2 separate regions of the Homo sapiens genome follow, and region 2 is linked to region 1. A link is a contact called in ENCODE Hi-C or POLR2A ChIA-PET data. All regions are on one chromosome and are shown on one strand. Each heading gives the region's core, a stretch centred on a gene start or an enhancer-like site at or near the end of the contact. The rest is flanking DNA. Distances are from core to core; before and after follow the strand shown.

Evidence for each region. A loop is a pair of places that touch in the nucleus more often than their neighbours do. ChIA-PET counts read pairs that join two places held with the same protein, here RNA polymerase II (POLR2A).
Region 2: a map of Caco-2 shows a loop between it and region 1 (10-fold over the local background). The contact joins the enhancer-like site here to the promoter of ZNF503 in region 1. A Hi-C loop is called at or near these places in 1 of 168 maps with a recorded cell type or tissue (Caco-2). POLR2A ChIA-PET finds 5 or more read pairs at or near these places in 2 of 52 experiments (A549 and HepG2).

What each region holds. Positions count from the first base shown.
Region 1 is chr10:75,397,717-75,404,662 of GRCh38, reverse strand. ZNF503 (zinc finger protein 503) reads left to right here and starts at 2,899. Exons shown (of 2, transcript NM_032772.6): 1 at 2,899-3,558; 2 at 4,289-6,833. The coding sequence starts at 3,244. The coding sequence ends at 5,914. ZNF503-AS2 (ZNF503 antisense RNA 2) reads right to left here and starts at 3,135. Exons shown (of 2, transcript NR_024421.1): 1 at 2,402-3,135. LOC124902461 reads right to left here. Exons shown (of 1, transcript XM_047426122.1): 1 at 6,406-6,946. RefSeq lists an enhancer at 3,397-3,897.
Region 2 is chr10:76,147,598-76,154,543 of GRCh38, reverse strand. The region is part of intron 5 of LRMDA (leucine rich melanocyte differentiation associated); the gene reads right to left. Among named protein-coding and RNA genes, the nearest start is that of MIR606, 600 kb to the right of the region's middle. RefSeq lists an enhancer at 4,094-5,002. Within about 2 kb of position 4,348, at least 7 of the 41 ENCODE cell types and tissues checked have a DNase peak (open chromatin) inside an H3K27ac peak, as active enhancers do.

The DNA of each region.
Region 1 (6,946 bases), core at 1,650-4,149:
ATTAGAGGAGAGGGGGAAGAGCTGAGTCTGGAGGCTGGGGAGGGACGCCCTTGGCTGCGTCCCCCCCGGCCCTGTCGCAGGCCCCAGAATTTCAGTGCCCGGGCCTCGCGGGGAGGCCGCGGCGATAGCGGCCCAAAGGTGGGCTCGCGGCGTTAGGAGCACTACCATTGGTTGGGTCGACACCTAGACGGCCGCGCACTCAGTAACCAGGCACACATGGACACACCCGAAGGATAAGAGTGCTTCACAGACGCGCTGCCCCGCAGAGACAGCGTAGGACTGTCCCGCCCTCCGAAACGCGCACCTGGGACTTGCTCCCCGGAGACCAGACAACCGCCTCCCTCAGCGTGGGGCCTCGCCACCCGCTCGCCGACTCACCTCCCTCAGATGTCGCACGGACACTACAAACCCCCTTGAATGCAGGTGTGCTCTTACACGCTCACACTGACAAACACCAGCCCCAAGCACACACCGCCTCACTCCCCTCTTCTCTCCAAATGAGCTTCAGTCAAGTTACCATTTCATAAAGTTTACCAACCCAAAGAATCAAGGGATAAAATCCAAACGCAGAAAAAGAATGCCTAGGAGCAAATTCTAAAACTCACCCCGGAAAGTTCTCGGTACCCGTGCGGAGTGGGAGACAGAGAAAGAAGCCGGGGAGGGGAGTCAGGTGGGGGAGGGGAGTGAGATGGGCCAAGAGGAGAGGGCGAGCATACCAAGGGCAGTTCCAGACCCGACCCCCGCGCGCACCCGGCTCAGCCCCAGGTGCGCGCCGGTCGAAACCGGGTCTCCAGGCTCGGCCCCCGCCCCCCACGCGGGCACAGACTGGCTCCCGACTCCCAGAGCTCCCAGCCCCACCATTTATCAAAAGGACTTGACAACAAAAGAAGAGCCGGGGCGGAAAAGCGGAGGAGGGGAGATTCAAAGTCTTCTAAGTCGTTCCGAGGAAGGGGGTGTGTCCTCCTCCCCACCCCCTCTAATTTCTGCGAGTTCCTGGAGGAGACCCTCGAACCCGCTCCGGACGCTATCAGAGCCCCGATAACTCACGCAGCGCCACAGGCATGCATACACACTGGGCATCCAGGTCCAGGTACCCGGTGGCACGCACAGCGCCTCCCCTTTTCTTCCCAAACAACCCGAGTGACGGTGCAAATCGAGGGGAACGCGGCAGTCCCGCTCCGCTTCCCTGGAAGAACCCGCGTTCCCACAGGCAGCCGCCCCCTCCCTCTCTCGCTCCTTCCCTCGGCTCTCCTAGCGCAGCTCATTCCGACTCGGCGTTCCAATAAATTCGAGAGAGCAGCCCCGAGTTACCCTGGCTCCCCAGCCTGCGGGGATGGCGGCAGGTGGGAGAAGGTCGGGGAGGGGGCATGAGTGAGCCTGAGATGTTTCTTCCCCCATACACCCATGGCCAGGCCTCTTCTTCGCAGCCTCTTAGCCCTGCTTACGACCCGAGGGGGTCAAAGAATTGAGGCGAGGTTTGCCCCACCATTGACCTCCAGGACTAGAAGTTCCTTGGTGGTGTGGCTCTTAGAAGTCTCCGAGTTTGGGGTTAGGGAACTACAGAGGGTGGCAGCCTGACCTCCGCACGCAACACGCCCCGCGAGGACTCGCGGCGGCGGGGTGGGGTGGCGGGAAATCTCCCGTGTTAGAAGTTGCCGCCGCTGGTCTCGGGTACCCGGAGCCGCGCCCGAACTCCGCGACCCCAACAGACCGAGGCTCCCAGAGGTGGAAGGGCGTCTCTCCGACACCGAGAGGGCAGGCGCACACTCCAGGCCTGCGCGCCCCTCTCGGCGCCCTGGGCGCACCTGCGCACTTTACTCTCGCTATTCATTTTCCTGACACCGTGCGCCTCTTTCATTCTTTTTCTTAGAGCCCCCACCCCACCCCCATCCCAGGAGGCCGCTCCTCTTTTCCCCTCCTCCAGTTCCCTCTCAATCTCCTCCTTCCTCTCCGTCTCTCTCTCCCTCTCTCTTTTTCCCTTCAAGTCGCACCCGCCTTGTAATCAGCAACAAAAGCTGACATAAATCACGGGAGGATTGACAAGAGCTGACAAATAACTGATTGATTGCGGTCGAGGAACATTGACAATTGATGGAGGGGTGGAGATGCCCAAAGAAGGGGGGGAGGGAGGAAAACAGGGTGGGAGAGTAAGAATGGGGGGTTGGGGGACAGACTGAGGGTGAAACAGAGGAAACATGTGACCCCCGCTGCTGCCCCAATCTACGCGTCCCCGGGCGTCACGTGGCCGGGAAGGGCGGAGAGCCCAGCGCTCCTCGCGGTGTTGAGCCGCCGCCGCTGCGACTGCCCATCTAGCTTCTGGTTTCTCCGCCGCGGAATCTGAGGAAATTAGAGCGGGCGGGCGGGCTTCTTCCAGCTCCGGCTCCCCACCTTGCCTTCTTACCCTGGTGGCTGCGCTGCGCCGCGCGGGATCTCGATTACTGCGAAGGAAAAAACACTGGGTGTGCAGGTTCCCTTCGCCCCTGGAGTTGACAGTCCGGCCGGTGTCCACACTCCCACCGGTGCTCCTTCTGGACACCCCCCGCAGTCTGTTCCTCACGCGCACCCCCCTTCAAAAGAAGGTTTCAGTTTATTTTCGAGCTGGGGAAAGGAAGAACGACGAGGAGGAAAAAAGAGGGAGGCGGCGGATGGCAAACGTAGAATAAATGTCCATCTCGTCCTCCCAGCGAAATCGAGGGAGGGGACACACAGGGGGGCGGCGAAGAGGGAGCTGCCCATTAAAACCGGCACTGAGAGTCCTGGCAGCGGCGGCGGCGGCGGCGCGGGACGCGTCACATCCCCTTGACCCTCCAATCACCTCGGGCTCCCATTTGATTGGAAGGCGGCAAAGGCTTTAATCTCCCCCTTGGTGCAGCTGCTTTTGAAGTGAGTTTCCTCGCCAGAGCCCCGGCTGGACACGCAGCGGCTCGCATCGCAGAGCGCAGCGCCGGCGCGGGGCCGCGAGAACGCAGCGCAGGGGAGCAGCCCGAGGCGGACACCGCGAGCCGCCCGGCACTCCCGCAGTCCAGCCGGCTCCTCTAGCCCGGCCACGGCTCCGCTGCGGGCCACCCAGGATTACTCGCGTCTGGCTCCAGGCGCCGAGAAGGCGCGCTGGGCGCCCGTGGCCGCCGCGCCAGCTCCTCCTCCTCCCGCTGCTCCTGCTCCCGGGGCGAGCGCGCAGCCCCGAGCCCGCCCCGCGCCTCCCGGAGCCCTCCCCCCCGCTGCTCCCATGCGCGCGGGTGGGTCATGAGCACAGCGCCCTCGCTTTCTGCCCTAAGAAGCAGTAAGCACAGCGGCGGCGGCGGCGGCGGAGGCGGAGGCGGCGGTGCAGACCCTGCCTGGACCAGCGCGCTCTCTGGAAATAGCTCCGGCCCCGGCCCAGGCTCGTCCCCGGCCGGCAGCACCAAGCCTTTTGTGCACGCCGTGCCCCCCTCTGACCCCCTGCGCCAGGCCAACCGCCTGCCAATCAAGGTGCTGAAGATGCTGACGGCACGAACTGGCCACATTTTGCACCCCGAGTACCTGCAGCCCCTGCCTTCCACGCCGGTCAGCCCCATCGAGGTAAGGACCCTCTCTCTGGATCGCACTGGGACCACTACCCTGGCTGCCACCCTAGGGCTTTCTTTTTCTCGGGATCTGGGCGGAGGTGGGGGGGTCGGAGTGATTCAGCTCCCGAATGGGGGAAGAGGCTACTGCTTCCGTACCTCAAAACTAGGGCGGAAAAGGGGGAGGAAGTGGAATGGGGCGTGCATGCTAGGGAGCAAGGCTGCCAATACTTGTTTCTCCTTTCGATATGAAAGCCCCTACCCCGACCCAGGCCCCTTCACTCGGCACCGAAGGCAGGCGGAGGTCTGAAATACGGTTCCAAAGTCGCCGTCCTTCGTATCCGCAGAAGCCAGTGTGTGCACACAGCCTCTGAGGCGCCAGCCGCCCGAGCCCTTACTCTGAAGAATTAAGGAGTGTTTGTGGGGAGGGGGTACAGTTCTGGGTCTAGGAACCGAAAACCAAAACATTTTGCTCTTTAAAAATCTAGTTAGCGCTCAGAGAGGGCAGGAAAGATGCTGCTGGGGGTGGTGGTTGGGCGGGGGGAGCAATCTGCTGCCTTTCCCAACGGCGAGAATGTTTGTGAGTGGGTGTTGAAGAGGGGGTGCCGCCTAGAATTGCGCCTTGGGGCTGGGAGGATCTTCGTGGGCTGTTGCGGAGAGGCATTTGAACCCCAGAAGCCAGGATTCTAAAGGGTTTCCACTTCTTTCTCTGTGTGACGCTCCCCCCCCATCGTCTGACCCCGCAGCTCGATGCCAAGAAGAGCCCGCTGGCGCTGTTGGCGCAAACATGTTCGCAGATCGGGAAGCCCGACCCCTCGCCCTCCTCCAAACTCTCCTCGGTTGCCTCCAACGGGGGCGGCGCGGGCGGTGCCGGCGGCGGTGCTGCGGGCGACAAGGACACCAAATCGGGCCCCCTGAAGCTGAGCGACATCGGCGTGGAGGACAAGTCGAGTTTCAAGCCGTACTCCAAACCCGGCTCGGATAAGAAGGAGCCGGGAGGCGGCGGTGGAGGCGGTGGCGGTGGCGGGGGCGGCGGCGGGGGTGTTTCGTCGGAGAAGTCGGGATTCCGGGTACCGAGCGCCACCTGCCAGCCATTCACGCCCAGGACAGGCAGCCCGAGCTCCAGCGCCTCGGCCTGCTCGCCGGGAGGTATGCTGTCCTCGGCCGGGGGTGCCCCGGAGGGCAAGGACGACAAGAAAGACACCGACGTGGGCGGCGGTGGCAAGGGCACCGGGGGCGCCTCGGCCGAAGGGGGACCCACGGGGCTGGCACACGGCCGGATTAGCTGCGGCGGCGGGATTAATGTGGATGTGAACCAGCATCCGGATGGGGGCCCGGGAGGCAAGGCTCTGGGCTCGGACTGCGGCGGTTCATCGGGCTCCAGCTCCGGCTCCGGCCCCAGCGCGCCCACCTCCTCCTCAGTGTTGGGCTCTGGGCTGGTGGCTCCCGTGTCACCCTACAAGCCGGGCCAGACAGTGTTCCCTCTGCCTCCCGCGGGTATGACCTACCCAGGCAGCCTGGCCGGGGCCTACGCCGGCTACCCGCCCCAGTTCCTGCCACACGGCGTGGCACTTGACCCCACCAAGCCGGGCAGCCTGGTGGGGGCGCAGCTGGCGGCGGCCGCGGCCGGGTCTCTGGGCTGCAGTAAGCCGGCCGGCTCCAGCCCTTTGGCCGGAGCGTCTCCGCCGTCCGTGATGACAGCCAGTTTGTGCCGGGACCCTTACTGCCTCAGCTACCACTGCGCTAGCCACCTGGCAGGGGCGGCGGCCGCCAGCGCTTCTTGCGCACATGATCCGGCTGCTGCGGCTGCGGCGCTGAAGTCCGGATACCCGCTGGTGTACCCCACGCACCCGCTGCACGGTGTGCACTCCTCGCTAACGGCCGCCGCGGCTGCTGGCGCCACACCGCCCTCCCTGGCCGGCCACCCCCTCTACCCCTACGGCTTTATGCTCCCTAACGACCCACTCCCCCACATCTGCAACTGGGTGTCGGCCAACGGGCCGTGCGACAAGCGCTTCGCCACGTCCGAAGAGCTGCTGAGCCACTTGCGGACCCATACGGCATTTCCCGGGACAGACAAACTGCTGTCGGGCTACCCCAGCTCGTCGTCTCTGGCCAGCGCTGCCGCGGCCGCCATGGCTTGCCACATGCACATCCCCACCTCGGGCGCACCGGGCAGCCCTGGGACGCTGGCGCTGCGCAGCCCCCACCACGCGCTGGGACTCAGCAGCCGCTACCACCCCTACTCCAAGAGCCCGCTTCCCACGCCTGGCGCCCCCGTGCCGGTGCCCGCCGCCACCGGACCGTACTACTCCCCCTACGCCCTCTACGGACAGAGACTGACCACCGCCTCGGCGCTGGGGTATCAGTGAGGGCGGCCGGGAGGGCGAGCGAGGGAGAGGAGGGAGAGGGGGAGGGGAGGAGTCCAGGGAGAGGCGGGATCACGGCCCAGGCTGCTGACACCCGCGCGTGGGGAGGACTCGGGCCACGAAAGGAAAGAAATGTATACCGTATCTATCTACCCGACAGCAGCGACCGAGACCCGGTGGGACACTCCCCTTCTCCCCACTTTCACCTCCCCACCCAAACTTTATAAAAGTTGAAAAAATATCATTTGACTTTTTATAGAAAAAAAAAGGAAAAAATAATTGAGAAAGTGTTCATCTGAGGACTGCATCGGTGGACACTGGTATTTATTTATGTTAGCTCCAAGCGGACCGGTGGTTCAAAAGTGCATTATTTAGTTTGAGCTCTGTAGGTAAAAAGGAGGTGGGAAAAATTTTAAAACTTGAGGGTAAAAATGTGGAAAACAAACCCTCCCATCCCTTGTAGATTATAAATAAAAGCAAAACCGCCACAGAACTAGAGGTCTTCTCTTTAATGTTACTTTAAAATTGCTATGATTGTATTGTACGTTATTTAATGTCTGATTGAAACACAAATTTACATGCATGTTTGTTACAAAAAAAATGAAAAAAAAAGTCACAATTTGTCAGCTCTGATTTCAAATTGCAATTATTTTTAAGGTGTATACCATCGAAGAGAATGGGTATTTTTTTGTATGTATTCTGGAAGAAAACAACAAAAAAAAAAAGAAAAAGAAAAAATTCTATTCCAAAACCTCATTTGCCTTATTTTGTTCTTTAAAAGGAACACTTAACTATTTTTAATTTTTAAGTCCACCCGCTGAGAAGGGGACAAGGTTTACGTCATGTACTAAAATAATAGACAATGTATCGCTTTAAAGATTAAAATTCCGTATATTTGATGTATTAAAGGGTTTTACTTCTTCTTCTTATCTTTTTTATTTTGGTTAAAGAGAGCATGGCAGTTTCGGCCGCAGTGGGTTCCGGGGCCTCACTGCTACTCCTTCTTCCCGGGACCGTGGCTGAATTTCCGATCGC
Region 2 (6,946 bases), core at 3,099-5,598, 750 kb before region 1:
GTGAGACTTTGGGACATTAGTTGATCATTCAACCTTATTCCCTACATGTCTCATGAAAGAGGACTACCTCCTTCACTGCAAGTCATCTTTTATATTGTATTTTTCAAAAAGACATAGAGGTTGCCTATGATATTGTTTGGTCTAGATGCTCTAATTGTCATTCTGAATATTGTATTTTTTATCTCATTTTCTCACTCCTTATGGGGATATATTCTTCTGACACGTAATCTGACAACAAAACAGAATACCTGGGGCCAGGACTGTCAAACACATGTGTCTACCTTAGCAAAGCTTGTGACTTTGTTCTCTGATACATAAGTATTAAACAGGATGTATCCATCAGAAGGAGTCAGAACTAAGCATTAAGCTGAACAAGAGAAAAATGGCCAAATCCAATGATCAAGAAAGAAAAGGGGTTCTATCCACAGAGCAATTTAATGTAAAAAGGGTCAAGTACGACAGATCTGACAGAGAAAGAGGGACCAATACAAGAATGGCAAATGTGTCATATCTATATTGCCTATCTCTTTTCATGCAGGTTTCAGATATCATTAATCAATCGCTGTGATATCAGAGCAACCTAAGACTTCTAAACACAACAGTCCATATGGCCACTGCCAACATTTGAAGCAGGCACAAAAGTTAAGATCTATGAGCTAGCCAAGTCTCAGGAATAGTCACTCTGCTGAACAGGACTAGCAATAGGTACCTTCTCTTTATCTTGTTTCGTGACTGTTCTAGGTACAGGAAGCACTAAATTTCTATTGCCAAGGTTATATCCCAGGACTGCACCCCTAATGAAGGGAATGACATTGGTTCTCACATTCCAGTGAAGAGGCTAGTATGTGATTTAAACTCTTAGATTATCATAATTATATAGAATACTTTTATCTGATAAATATTACATTTAAAAAATCTAACAGCATACATTCCTTTTAAAATCAAGAACCTGACAAGAATGCCCACTCTCCAGTCTCTTCAACATATAATACTGGGAGAACTGGATATCCACATGCAAAAGACTACATTTGGACCCACCCTACCTCACACCATATACAAAATCCAAACTTAATAAAAGACCTAAATGAATAAGCCAAAGATACAAAATTCTTAGAGGAGCACACAGGTGTGTATCTTCATGACCTTGGATTAGTCAATAGTTTCTTAGATGTAACACCAAAAGTACAAGCCATCAAAGAAAACAATAAATACATTGAATTTCATCAAAATTAAAAATTTTGTTTATCAGAAATACTACCAAGAAACCAAAAATACAACCTATAGAATGGGTGAAAATATTTAGAAACCATTTATCTGATAAAGGTTTAGTATCCAGAATATATAAAGAACTCTTGTAACTCAACAATATAAAGACAAATAACTCAATTTAAAAATAGCCAAAAAAGGCCAGGCGTGGTGGCTCATGCCTGTAATCCCAGCACTTTGGGAGGCCGAGGTGGGCAGATCACGAGGTCAGGAGTTCGAGACCAGCATGACCAACATGGTGAAACCCCGTCTCTACTAAAAATACAAAAATTAGCTGGACGTGGTGGCGGATGCCTATAATCCCAGCTACTTGGGAGGCTGAGGCAGAAGAATTGCTTGAATCCAGGAGGTGGAGGTTGCAGTGAGCCGAGATCACGCCACTGCACACCAGCCTGGACTACAGAGTGATACTCTGTCTCAAAAAAAAAAGCCAAAAAATGTGAATAGACAGTTTTTTAAAGAAGATATACAAATAATCAAAGAGCACATGAAAAGATGCTCAACTTCATTAGTCTTTAGAGTAGTACAAATGAAAGCCAAAAGAGATACTGTTTCACACCCACAGGATCACTGTAAGAAAAAATAACAAGTAGTGGTGAAGATGTAGAGAAATTGAAACTCTCATGTATTGCTAGTGGAAATGTGTAAAATGGCACTACCTATGGAAAACAGCTGGGTGGTTCCCCAAAAAATTAAACATAGAGTTACCATATGACCCAGAAATTCCACTCCTAAGTATATAATCAAGATACTGAAAAACATATTCACACAAAAACGTATACAAAAAATATTAATAGCAGCATTATTCATTATTCATCATAGCCAAAATGTAGAAATAACCAAAATGTCCATCAACTGATTAATGGATAGATAAAATATGGTATATCTATACAATGGAATATTATTTACCCATAAAAAGGAAAGGAAGTTCTGATTTATGATACAATAAGAATCATCCTTGAAAACACTATGCCAAATGAAAGAAGCCAGACATGAAAGGCTACATGTTGTATGACTACATTTGTATAAAATGCCAAGAATAGGCAAATCTATAGAGACAGAAAGTTGATTAAGGTTATCAGGGGCTGAAGGAAGAGGCAGATTGGGAGTAAGTATAAATGGTTAAGGGGTGTCTCTTTGGAATGACGGAAATGTTTTTGATTGAATAGTGGTGACAGTTGCACAACCTTGTGGATATGCTAAAAACCAATGAATTGGATACTTAAAAACGAAGAATTTTATGTTCTAAGAAATTTTATTATGTGGTTCTAAGAAATTTTATTATGTGGGTAAACTAGTAATGTGGGCTTTCTTTATTTTTAAGAAAACTTTTGGGATATAATTCCATTACTACTTTATCCTACATTACACTGGAGGTCCTATATAGTGTAATAAGATAAGAAAAAGCAATAAAAACTATAAGGATTGGAAAGGAAGAAACAAATCTTTTGCTTGTAGATAATATGACTGTCTACTTAAGAAATGCAAACTAGTAAATAAACAAAAGTTAAGTTAGGATGTTGTGTATAATATGAAAACAAAAAATTGCTTTTTCATGTATCAGCAGGAAAAAATGCAATTCAAAAATAAAATTTACAACAACAACAAAAAATACTTTTCTCTTGTTAACCTATCTTTTGGCAATCTAATTTACAGGGCCCTGGCCAATGAGCCTAGAATGGGTAGAGGGAAATATATTTTTTTCCTCCCCCACACATAAAATAAATATCTGTTTGGCCCCTGATATGTGCCAGGCGACGATCAAGAGCTAAGTGCAAAGGATACAAGAGGTTTACATTCTAGTATCAAACAGACAAGAAATACAAACAAATACGATTATTTCAAATAGCGACAGATGCCTTGGAGGGGAAAAAAAAACTGGGTAATGGAATAGAGGTAACTGAGGGATGGCTGTGGGCTTAGGCAACTGCTTTAGAAAACGTGGTCGGGGAGACCTCTTTCAGAAGAACAGTAGCAAGCCGCATAACTGTTTAATAAGCTGATATAGCTGTACCTAAAATAGTTGGCTCCACAAAATGTCCAACAGCAAAGGAAAATCAGGATCCTACTGGAGGGTGTAAAAGTCACCAAAAGCTGACAACGAAGATCTTCACAGGAAATGTACACAGGAAATGTAAACATATAGGTTGGAGGAGCCCCCTTGAGCCCTACGTCTGAAGCTGCCACCCCTGCCTGTGCCTGCTCAGGTCTGGATGACCCAGCTGGGTGTTCAGAGGTGCATACAGGGCGCTTGGATTCTGCTGCCCGGCTGGGTCTTAATGGAGAGCCTCTATTAATTATCTGAGCACTGGCATCACTCCCCTGGACTCAAAGCTAAATAAAGCCACCCCAGTTGCTTGGCCGCAAGCTCTCGAAGGTTTAAACAAAACTGCGTCTCAGTGGATGCAGCATTTGGCGCTTATCTAAAAGTTTTAACGTCTTTTCGCAGTTAATAATTAGCTCTGCCTTGGTCCTCACAAAGGGTGCCACCAAAACAAAAGCAGACGTTAAGTGTGTTCGCTATCCTTGCCACCGGTATAAATAGGCAAAGGGATGATTAATGAATGGGGGGGATTTAAACACAACAGTGAACAAAGACAAAGGCCCAAGGCTCGATCGACTGCCCACAAACTGAGACAGGCTGTATCCAGAGAGAAGCTGCAGAAAGCCACACACACAAACATCCGCTTAATGGACAGGTTGTGAAGACTTCATTTAACCTTGCGTTATGACAGCCGTAGTGTTTTATTAACATTCTGACATGTTAAGGGGCCAGGGTCAGCGGAGGCAAAACCATGCATTGCTGAGGGAGTTTCCTGGCAGGGGAGGGGAAGGCACATTTTTGTGTGGGTGACCGAAAGAAAACAGAGCAGGTCCAAGCACATTCCACAACACCCTTCAGGCCCCCTTTGTGAGGTGGGGCTAGAGCCACATTTTAAAAGAGTTGTTTGGATGTCAAACAAAGCAGATGAGGCACCCACACGCATGCCCAGCCTTTGACAAGGCCTGTCCACGCCTCAGAGTGGCCACATTAGAACCTGGGCTAGGCTTTAGCACTGACTCATAAAGAAGGCTGCTCAGAGGCATCTGCCACAGAAGTGTGTAGCGCGGAGGGGCTTTTGGCAGCCATTTGCAGACACAGGAGGGTTTGCCGCTGGTTGGCAGCCTTTAGTTAGTTCTAAGAGGAAACTTCCCCCCAAGGAGACAGCAGTAGCCCAGTGTGTTTGACCAGCTGGATTTTGAGCTTCTGGCTAGAGATGAGCCTGTGGGAAGCAGCAAATGGCCAAACCCTAGGGAGCCCTGGTTGGTCCACCTCTCTCTTTATAACCTTTCTTCTCCCTCCCAGGGCTTCCCCTCATCAACCAGGTGCCCATTCCCACAGGCTCTGTTTCCAACCAGGTGTCTGATGGGGAAGGATCTGATCAATTAATCCCTGTGGAAGATTTAGGTGATAATGAGCTTAAAGGCTCTCCCCACCCCCTCCAGGGACATTTGCATTTTAATGGAAGACTCCAACAGACCCAAAGGCATTCAAGAACTATAGCAGTGAAACAGTAATTGTGGAGTTTTAGGCTCTAAGGGAGGCCAGAACAGAGATATTTATGGGCTTGAGGAGCTTCCTGGTCTCCCCACAGTCACACTACGGAGACCCCTGCCAAAATTTGTAGGCTTTTATTTCATCTTTTCTCTGCCTACATTACTTAGGTATTGGAAATATCACCTGAGAAAATGGAGGCCAAATGCTTTAAAGAAACACCCAAAAGAATGTGATGATTATGATTTACTAAATGACAAAAATGTAGACCAGAGCATACTCTCTGTGATCAACACCCTTAAATAACAGATGAGGAAATGGAAACACTGAAAAATGAGGTTTTCATGTGAGTCACTCAGCCAATCACTTACAGAGCTAGGACCAGGCACTGACTCTCCTGATTCAAGACCAAGGCTTTTTCTACTGCACTGTAAGAATGACTTCTCTTCCGTCCTCACAGCACATCCTAATCACTCCTTGACTGCTGCATTACAGATGATCATATTATTTAATTTGTGTTTTATAGCTTTACAGTAATCTACTGCTTTGTTAGTGCAAAGGAGATACAGAATTCCAGTTCTGGAAAAATCACCTAAGGGAAGATGAACATTCAAACCAAAATTCTAGGGGATACCACTTTACACCCACTTAATTGTCCTCAAAAATAATAAATTGGACAATAAGAAGTGCTGGAGAAAATGTATATACACAGAAACTCTACTATTTTGCTGGTGGGAATGTTAAACTAGAACAACTGTTTGGAAAACAGATTGGTATTTTCTAGTAAAGTTAAAAGTATGCATAACTAAAGACTCAGCGACTCTATTCCAAGAGAAACTCTAGGTCATGTGCACCAGGAGATGCTTGTAGGCCTGTTCAAAATAAGCAACAGTAAAGATAATAACGGAGGAGCCAAGATGGCCGAAAAGGAACACCTCCGATCTACAGCTCCGAGCGTGAGCAACACAGAAGATGGGTGATTTCTGCATTTCCAACTGAGGTACCGGGTTCATCTCACTGGGGAGTGCCAGAGAGTAGGTGCAGGACAGTGGGTGCAGCGCACTGTGCACGAGCAGTAGCAGGGGAAGGCATCGCCTCACCCAGGAAGTGCAAGGGGTCAGGGAATTCCCTTTCCTAGTCAAAGAAAGGGGTGACAGATGGCACCTAGAAAATCGGGTCACTCCCACCCTAATACTGTGCTTTTCCAATGGGCTTAAAAAATGGCACACCAGGAGATTATATCCCACACATGGCTCGGAGGGTCCTATGCCCACCGTGTGTCGCTCATTGCTAGCACAGCAGTCTGAGATCAAACTGCAAGGCGGCAGCGAGGTTGGGGGAGGGGTTCCCGCCATTGCCCAGTTAGTTGTTTGATTAGGTAAACAAAGCAGCCGGGAAGCTAGAACTGGGTGGAGCTCACCACAGCTCAAGGAGGCCTGCCTGCCTCTGTAGGCTCCACCTCTGGGGGCAGGGCACAGACAAACAAAAAGATAGCAGTAACCTCTGCAGACTTAAATGTCCCTCTCTGACAGCTTTGAAGAGAGTAGTGGTTCTCCCAGCACGCAGCTTGAGATCTGAGAACAGACAGACTGCCTCCTCAAGTGGGTCCCTGACTTCCGAGTAGCCTAACGGGGAGGCACCCCCCAGTAGGGGCAGACTGACACCTCACACGGCCGGGTACTCCTCTGAGACAAAACTTCCAGAGGAACAACCAGGCAGCAGCATTTGCAGTTCACCAATATCCGCTGTTCTGCAGCCACCACTGGTGATACCCAGGCAAACAGGGTCTAGAGTGGACCTCTAGCAAACTCCAACAGACCTGCAGCTGAGGGTCCAGTCTGTTAGAAGGAAAACTAACAAACAGAAAGGACATCCACACAAAAAGTGCATCTGTACGTCACCATCATCAAAGACCAAAGGTAGATAAAACCACAAAGATGGGAAAAAAACAGACCAGAAAAACTGGAAACTCTAAAAAGCAGAGTGCCTCTCCTCCTCCGAAGGAACGCAGCTCCTCACCAGCAACGGAACAAAGCTGGATGGAGAATGACTTTGACGAGTTGAGAGAAGAAGGCTTCAGACGATCAAACTACTCTGAGCTACAGGAGGAAATTCGAACCAATAGCAAAGAAGTTAAAAGTTTTG